2 separate regions of the Homo sapiens genome follow, and region 1 is linked to region 2. The links are chromatin contacts, found by Hi-C or POLR2A ChIA-PET in ENCODE. All regions are on one chromosome and are shown on one strand. Each heading gives the region's core, a stretch centred on a gene start or an enhancer-like site at or near the end of the contact. The rest is flanking DNA. Distances are from core to core; before and after follow the strand shown.

Region 1 (4,004 bases), core at 1,043-3,542, 72 kb after region 2:
AGATCAAAACCTTAATTTCTGTGTTCCACTTGAAAGTTCCCAAACCCTCCCTCACTGACTGATTCTCTTCTAGAGAATTTTCAGACATATGTCTGAATGGGGCCCCAATTTTCAGACATATGTCCAAATTGCTGTTCATCTCCCTTGCCCCAAGTTCCTATTTCCTTTCTATTTCTCCATCACCACCACTGCCACACTCCTACCCCCATCTGCCACTACTGTCTTGATGTGTCCTTCCCTCCTAAGGACAGTGGAGCATTACCTGCTGGGAGATGGCAAATCCGATGACAACCTCATCCTCCAGAACATCCCAGCTCACCACTGCAGAGTTGGCCTTGAGGTGCCTGACGGTGACGTTCACTGGGGCTGAGGGACTGTCTGGGGGACGGGGAGGCACCTAAGCCTGAGCATCCCCTATTGTGAGGCCCAGACCCACTGTCTCATAAGTAAGAAGGGGAAACCTGGGGAAGGCCATGCAGGAGGGGAAGGAAGAAACTAAGGCCTCAAGTGGGGTCCAGTGACATGGCTCTCAGCTCTTCAGTGGGTTGAAGAACCAAGCCCAAGAGGCCCCAGGCTCCTCATGACTGGGACGGAAGCCCCTGCTGGCCACAGGCCGGCCCCATGAGGGGTCCAAGGCTCAAAGTGATGGGCCTGGGCCGGGGCCCTATCTAAGGGATGGGTGGTTAGAGTTGTGGAGAGAGTTATGTAGGGGACATAGGTGGACAGAAACTGAAGGTTAGCTGATGAAAAGCAGACAAAAGGACTCCCCAGTCCAGTGCTCTTTTGACAATACTGCCCTGTCCAATGAGTGACCTTGCGCGAAGGAGAAAGACCCAGAGATCGAGAAGTGTCAGGCTGGGGTGAGCCCTGGACTGGGAGTGAGGAGAACAGAAGTATCCTCAGAGCTGTGGTGGCCCAGGCAGAATAAAGCCTGCGGAAGAGTCTGTGTGAGCCTCTTATCCATGCTCTTCCAGCCCCAAGATGCAGGTGGGGAGGTGGCAGGGGAAGATGGGGTCACTCAGAGCAGGGCCCCTCCATGGCGAGTGGAGAGGAGAGAACAGGTAGGGGAAGAGGATGAATGAGGAATCACTCCAGAAGAGACAGGAGGGAAGTGGGGGTGAGAGTGATAGGGATAGTGGGGGTCAGTGAGGAAAACCGTCCAGGAGAGGGGCAGTGCAGTCACATAAGGCTCAGTATCTTCCAAGGGGCAGGTGCAGCACGGGGCAGAGCTGCGCCTGAGCAGCACCCCTCACCCCACAGAGAGTGAACTTGAGACCCAGGGGGCTGGGCCTGGGACCTGAGGGAGACAGAGCCAGACATGGAGGGGGAGGTGGAGAGACAGGACACAGACAGGTGGTGGCAGACACAGAACCAGAGGACAGAGAAGTGGGGCATCTGAGAAAGACAGCTGCGAGAGAGCGCTCCCCGAGCCACGGAGGGAGAGATGAGCCGGGCAGCGGCAGCCAGGAGGGACAAAGACAGAGTGGCAGGAGAGGCTGGGCAAGGACGGGCCGGCCCCATGGGGCAGGCCAGACACTGTACCAGATCAGGGGTGCCGGGGCCCACCCCACGCCCTGCGCCCTCAGGTGCCAGCCCCCATCCCCTTCACACGTGCTCCTGCACAGCGGGACCCCATCTGCCCCTGCAGAGTTGGCTTGCAGGGCTTTGAGAGGTCCTGGGGACACAGAGAGAGGCCCAGGTGGGGGAACTGGTGTCCTCAGCTGCTCCCTGGGTCAAAGAAGGGAGCTAGGGAAGCTGAGGCAAAGACCTGGGGTTAGGGGAATGGGATTAGGGGACTGGGGACCACAAGACCCTAGGAAACCCAGGGCTGAGGTGACAGGGGAGATTTGGAAACTGAAGGACAGGTCTGGGGGTCAAGGAGGTAGGAAGACGCTGGGGGCTGGGTTAGGGGAGCAGTGTTTGGGCCGAGACAGGAGTCCCTAGGGGGCAGAGAAAGGACCAGGGGACTCCCAGGTAGCTGGGCTCGAGAGGAGCCTGCCCCGGCGCCGGCCCCCCGCCCCGGGCCCCCTTACCCGCCTGCACCAGCGCGAAGCAGACGCAGCCCAGCCACAGGCGGAGCGCGGCGCGGGCGCGGGGCGGCCAGGCGCTCGGCGACCCGGGGTGTATGGTGGCTCCTCCGGCCGGCAGGCCCGGGGCGGCGCAGGGGGACGCGGCTCCGGCGCCCGGCGGCCGCTCGCGCTCGCGCTCCGGCCCCCGGCCCGGCCGGCCCGGCCGCTCCGGCCGCCCTGCGCCGCCCCGAGCCGCCTGCATGTCGGCTCCGCGGACAGCGACTCCCGCGCGGCGGCGGTGGCGGCGGCCGCGTCCACGTCGGGCGCCCGGGGGGCGGGGCGCCCCCGCTGCGGGGAGAGGTGCGGGGGCGGGGTGAGGACCGGAGGGCGCCCCCACTCCCGCCCCCGCTGCCTATTAGGTCCTCTGCCGGGGAGGAAGGGGCTTCGCGGACCCACGGCTCCCGCCCTCTCACCGAGCGGGAGCCCAGCGGGGTTCTCCGCGCCCCCGCCGCGGTCACTCTCTCTCCCGTGCACAGCCCTGACTTGGCTGCCGCTTTCTGCCCTTTCCCAGGGTAGAGAGAGGACAAGTGCCACCGAGATGCCCGTTTGTGCCCCCACCCCTAAGCGCGCCTCCCTTCCCTGGGCCTAGGGATCCCCTCATTCCACGGTAGACCCGAGGCCTTGCGGCTGGGGCAGACGGGAGCAGAGGGGAGAGATCACAGTAAGGCTGGGGTGAGCAGAGAGTGCTAAGTGGACACTAGGGCTCCGTGTTTCCAGTGGGGTTGGGAAGAGGCTGCTCTGTCTCACTGGAGAGTCCAGCTCTGTGACCCCAGGCCAGTCCTTTTCCTTCATTTTCATCCCCATAGTGAGGGCAGTAATGAGCGTCTACCAGGGGCCAGATACTATGCTGAGCTTTCTTTGCATTATGTGGCTTAATTCTCAGGGCAACCCTGTAAAGTCATACTCTGCACACTTTGCACAGGAGGAGCCTGCAGCTTGGACAGGCTACTTGACTTGTCCAGGGACCCGCAGCAGAGCCAGGATTTGAACACAGGCTGATCTGACTCCCAAAGCTGTGCTTAACTGAACTGTCTCCCCACCCAGAGTGACTTCACCCATCCGGAGATTCGTGAGACTCTAGAATTGGCCGGGGCCAGCTCCTCCCCAGCCAGAAAACAGTCTGCAGCAATCTCTAAGAGCATCTCTGAGAAGGGGAGTGGCTCCAGCCCCCTTCCCTCATCTCAGCCAGAGAAACAAGGTGGAGGAGAGAGGCATGGACCAGGGCTCAGGGCCTTTTGTCTCAGCAAGAACCCCTGAGCCCCCTCCCACGACTATCCGAAATTCCACTACTAGCGGGGCATTCCTTTGGGTCTTAAAGGTTTTCCAGAAGCCCTGGAAGGGCTAATTTTCTTTGGAAAGGAGACGTCTTGCAAAGTTCTGCCACAGAAACGTCTTCAGGGTCTTCCTCTCCATCCCCCTGGTTTTACATTAAGGAAGTGAGGTCTACCGATGGGAAGAGCTTGGTGCAGATTCACACAGTGGGTCAAGAGGAGCGATAGACAACCCTCCTCTCCTTATGCCCACCCAGGACTCCTTCGCTGGCCCTGTGTTCCTCCTTGGTCACCTTGGAAGGGGTGAGATGGAAGCGAGCTTAGGGGCTCTTGTTGAGCAGCAGAATTTTCCTGCCCATCCCCTCAGTGCCCCCAGACCTGCCCCACTCGGCAGGGTGACACTGCCCAGCCCTATCATTTCCCCCGCCACATACCTTGTCCTGGGAGAGCCTCAGCTGGGACCTCGACCCGTTTGGGAGAAGAGCCCCGGAGCCAGAGCACCTCTCTCTCTCTTTTCTCTTTGCTCTCTTTCTCTTTCTCTCCCCTTATTATCTTCTCTCTCTTTCTCCCCGCAGCTGCTGCCTGCCCCACCCCACCCGGCCCCGCCCCACCAGCTGCAGCTTAGCCCCTAGGGACCCCCCACCCCCCATCCATCAGACAGGAA
Region 2 (3,954 bases), core at 822-3,321:
AACTAAGCCAGGCACAGTGGATCTCACCTATAATCCCAGCACTTTGGGAGGCCAAGGCAGGAAGACTGCTTGAGCCCAGGGGTTTGAGACCTGCCTGGGCAACACAGGGAGGCCTCATCCCTACAAGTAATTTTAAAACTACCCGGGTGTTGTGGCATGCACCTGTGGTCCCAGCTACTTGGGAGGCTGAGGTGGGAGAACTGCTTGAGCCCAGGCTGTCGAGGCTGTGATGAGCCATGACCGCATTACTGCACTCTGGCCTGGGCGACAGAGTGAGAACTTGTCTCAAAAAAAAGACAAGAAAAAGAAAAAGATGCTGGGAAATGCGAACCAAATGCTCTGTGAAAGGACAGTAGTTCCAACTGGTAATGCCTCTCCTTGGAAACTGGGCTATTAGGAAAGGAGTAAATCCAACAGGTGCGGGAGCAGCTTCCTGGTTGTCACCAGGCACATGGGCTCTGGAGTTTGAAAGATCTGGGTACTAATAATTCCTGCTCAGTTACTAACTGTGTGATATTGGACAACTTCTTATCTTCTATCCTCAGTGTTCTCATCTGCAAAACAAGGAGAATATTTACCATACACTATGACTAGTGGGACTGACACATCATAGTTCAATAAACACAGCTGCATACCTCTGAGGTGCAAGTGAAAAAAGACAGGAAAGCAGACACTCACCTTCTCTGCAAAGGTGAAAATCTTTCTCTGATCAATGCCTCCAAATTGGGCATCTACTTTTAAATACTCTTCATCCAAAGCCTGTGGAAAGAAACACATGAACATAAACATCTACTTTATTTTTTTGAGACAGAGTCTCGCTCTGTCGCCCAGGCTGGAGTGCTGTGGCGTGATCTCGGCTCACTGCCACCTCTGCCTCTCAGGTTCAAGTGAGTCTCCTGCCTCAGCCTCCCGAGTAGTTGGGATTACAGACATGCACCACCACGCCCGGCTAATTTTTTGTATTTTTAGTAGAGACAACGTTTTGCCATGTTGCCCAGGCTGGCCTTAAAATCCTGAGCTCACCTTGGCCACCCACCTTGGCCTCCCAAAGTGCTGGGATTACAGGCGAGAGCCACCATGCCCAGCCTAAACATCTACTTTATTTCTTCTATATGGGTCTGAGAAATCAGAAACTTTAGGAAATTACTAGATTTTTCAGAAGGTAAAGCCAAGAAGAAAATAAACAGCAGTCAGCTTCCCTCTTGGCCTCAAAAGCTGCAAAGACAGTTGCTGAGTGTTTGCGGTGAACATTACTCTATGTGGATGTCATGGGATAAAAAAATAAGAGTAGTCTCTGCCCTCAGGATATGCAGAATCCTGCAGGGAGGGAGAGAAGAAGAAAACAAACCATAGTCATGCCAAAGGTATTCTACTGAATAAGGTGGCCTGTGACAAATGAAATATAAGTAGCATAAAGAAGTCCTGTGAGAATTCGGGAAAAAGGTAAGACTGAACTAGAAAACAGTGACTGTCTGGGTGCGATGGCTCACGCCTGTAATCCCAGCACTTTGGGAGGCTGAGGTGGAAAGATCACTTGAGCCCGGGTGTCTCTCCAAAAATAAAAAACAAACAAACAAACAAAAAGAAATTAGCCAAGTGTGATGGTGCGCATCTATAGTCCCAGCTACTCAGGAGGCTGAGGTAGGAGGATCACCTAAGCCCAGAGAGGTCGTGGCTGCGGTGAGCCATGATCGTGCCACTGCACCCGAGCCTGGGAGACAGAGTGAAGCCCTGTCTCAAAAAATAAAATTAAATTAAAATAAATAAATAAAACAGTGACTGTCACTTATGACATGCCAGGCCTGCTGCCAGCTCCGTGGATGGTGAGATAAATCAGACCCAGACTCTCCCTTCAAGAAGCCCAATTATCCAGCTGGGGAGAGACATGTAAACAGATCATTTCAACTCAGCGTGCTAAGGGTTAACCCAGATGTTCATATAAGGAACAGTGTTGACATAAAAGAAGAAATTATCTCTATTTAGTAAGATGGGTGTGGAGAAGTCTTCCTAGAATCAGATTGTGGGCTAAGCTTGGTTTTGAACAACATATAGATGTTTTTCACCATGCAGAGGAAATAGAATGTGAGAAGGCACAGAGGTGTGAAGTGTTTAGGGAAATTTTGAGTGATTCAGTCTGCAAAAGTACGAACTTCAAGGGAGGTGGGAAGTAGTGACTGATGAGGTTAGAAAAGTAGGTAAAGACCATGAAATGTCATGCTAGGGTGCCTAGTGTTATCTTGGCCAATGAAAGGTTTTAAGGAGAGGAGAAATATGACCAGCACTGTAGGAAGATCTCAACAGTAACAGGGCAGGGCAGAGACTGGAGACTCATGGGTTGGAGACAAAGTGAATGCCTCAAAGGCTATTGTGAAAGTCTAAGTGAGAAATATCGATGGACAAAAGACAATGAGGACGCAGAGCAAGAATGAATTTAAGACATTTTAAAAAAGTAGAATCGATAAGATTTAGTGCATAATTGGCTGAAGGGAAGAGGAAGAGAAGGCTGAACAAGCAGGAACAGTCTAGAACAGCATTATCCAACAGAATCTTCTGTGGTGATGAATATATTATATGTCTGTGCTGTCCAATATAGTAGCTAACCAAGAACTTGATATATAGCCAATGTGACTAGAGAACAAAAATTTCCATTTTATTTAATAGCCACATATGACTAGGACTAGAGGCTACCACATTAGACAGTACAGACCTAGTTTTTTCTTTCTTTCTTTTTTTTTAGAGATGGAGTCTCACACACACAGAATAAAACAGAGATGGAGTCTTGCTACGTTGCCTAGGCTGGTCTTGAACTCCTGGCCTCAAGCGATCCTCCTGCCTTGGACTTGGGATTATAGGCATAAACCATGGCGCCCAGCCAACAGTGCAGAACTAGCATGTCTCCGGGTTTTCTTTTTTTAAGATAGGGTCTCACTCTGTCACCCAGGCTGGAGGGCAGTGGCATGATCTCGGCTCACTGCAACCTCCACCTCCTGCGTTCAAGCGATTCTCCCACCTCAGCCTCACAAGTAGCTGGGACTACAGGGGCATGCCACCACACCTGGCTAATTTTTGTATTATTTGGCAGAGATGGGGTTTCACCATGTTGGTCAGGCTGGTCTTGAACTCCCAACCTCAAGTGATCTGCCTGTCTTGGTCTCCCAAAGTGTTGGGATTACAGGTGCCAGCCACTGCGCCCAGCTCCAGGTTTAACCTTGGAAAATATCTCTTTGAGGTGACAAGGGAAAATTTTATTTTCTCATATCAAGCATTATAAAGGGCTAGACGTGTTGGCTTACGCCTGCAATTTCAGCACTTTGGGAGACTAAGGCAGGAGGATCACTTGAGGCCAGGAGTTCAAGACCAGCCTAGACAACATAGTGAGACCCTGTCTCTACAAAAAATTTAATTAAAAAAAATTATACAGATATACAAAGAAAAAGTGAAGTCTATCCATATTTTCATCCTGCCTTCACAAGGTAAACAGTATCAACAGCTTGGTTTGTACTTTTCTTTTTTTTTTTGGAGATGGAGTCTTGCACTGTCTGTCACCCAGGCTGGAGTGCAGTGGTGCGAGCTCCGCCTCCTAGGTTCATGCCATTCTCCTGCCTCAGCCTCCTGTGTAGCTGGGTCTACAGGCGCCCGTCACCACACCTGGCTAATTTTTTGTATTTTTAGTAGAGATGGGGTTTCACCATGTTAGCCAGGATGGTCTCGATTTCCTGACCTCGTGATCTGCCCGTTTTGGCCTCCCAAAGTGCTGGGATTACAGGCGTAAGCCACTGCACCCGCCTGGTTTGTATTTTTCTACCCTTCTCCTTGCTCGTACAAATATATGTGCACACAAAGGAAACAGAAGGATGTTTCTGTTAAAACATGTATTTGTTTTAACAGAAAATAGGATCATGCTCAAATTTATTTTCACATATCGCTCTGAAGTTTATTTCCTTTATTAAGATT

Evidence for each region. Hi-C counts contacts between places; a loop is a spot of excess contacts on that map. ChIA-PET counts read pairs that join two places held with the same protein, here RNA polymerase II (POLR2A). Pooled maps may share reads with other maps.
Region 1: a pooled map shows a loop between it and region 2 (10-fold over the local background). The contact joins the promoter of FNDC5 here to the enhancer-like site in region 2. A Hi-C loop is called at or near these places in 3 of 168 maps with a recorded cell type or tissue (endothelial cell of hepatic sinusoid, heart left ventricle and testis), 1 of 37 single-sample maps with no recorded cell type and 9 of 50 pooled maps. POLR2A ChIA-PET finds 5 or more read pairs at or near these places in 5 of 52 experiments (H1, HCT116, PC-9 and 2 more).

The regions. Positions count from the first base shown.
Region 1 is chr1:32,868,620-32,872,623 of GRCh38, forward strand. FNDC5 (fibronectin type III domain containing 5) reads right to left here and starts at 2,293. Exons shown (of 6, transcript NM_001441683.1): 1 at 2,034-2,293; 2 at 263-378. The coding sequence starts at 2,271.
Region 2 is chr1:32,797,085-32,801,038 of GRCh38, forward strand. YARS1 (tyrosyl-tRNA synthetase 1) reads right to left here. Exons shown (of 13, transcript NM_003680.4): 5 at 679-759. Among named protein-coding and RNA genes, the nearest start is that of YARS1, 18 kb to the right of the region's middle. RefSeq lists an enhancer at 2,204-2,333. Within about 2 kb of position 2,072, at least 7 of the 41 ENCODE cell types and tissues checked have a DNase peak (open chromatin) inside an H3K27ac peak, as active enhancers do; they include PC-9, where a contact is called at or near this core.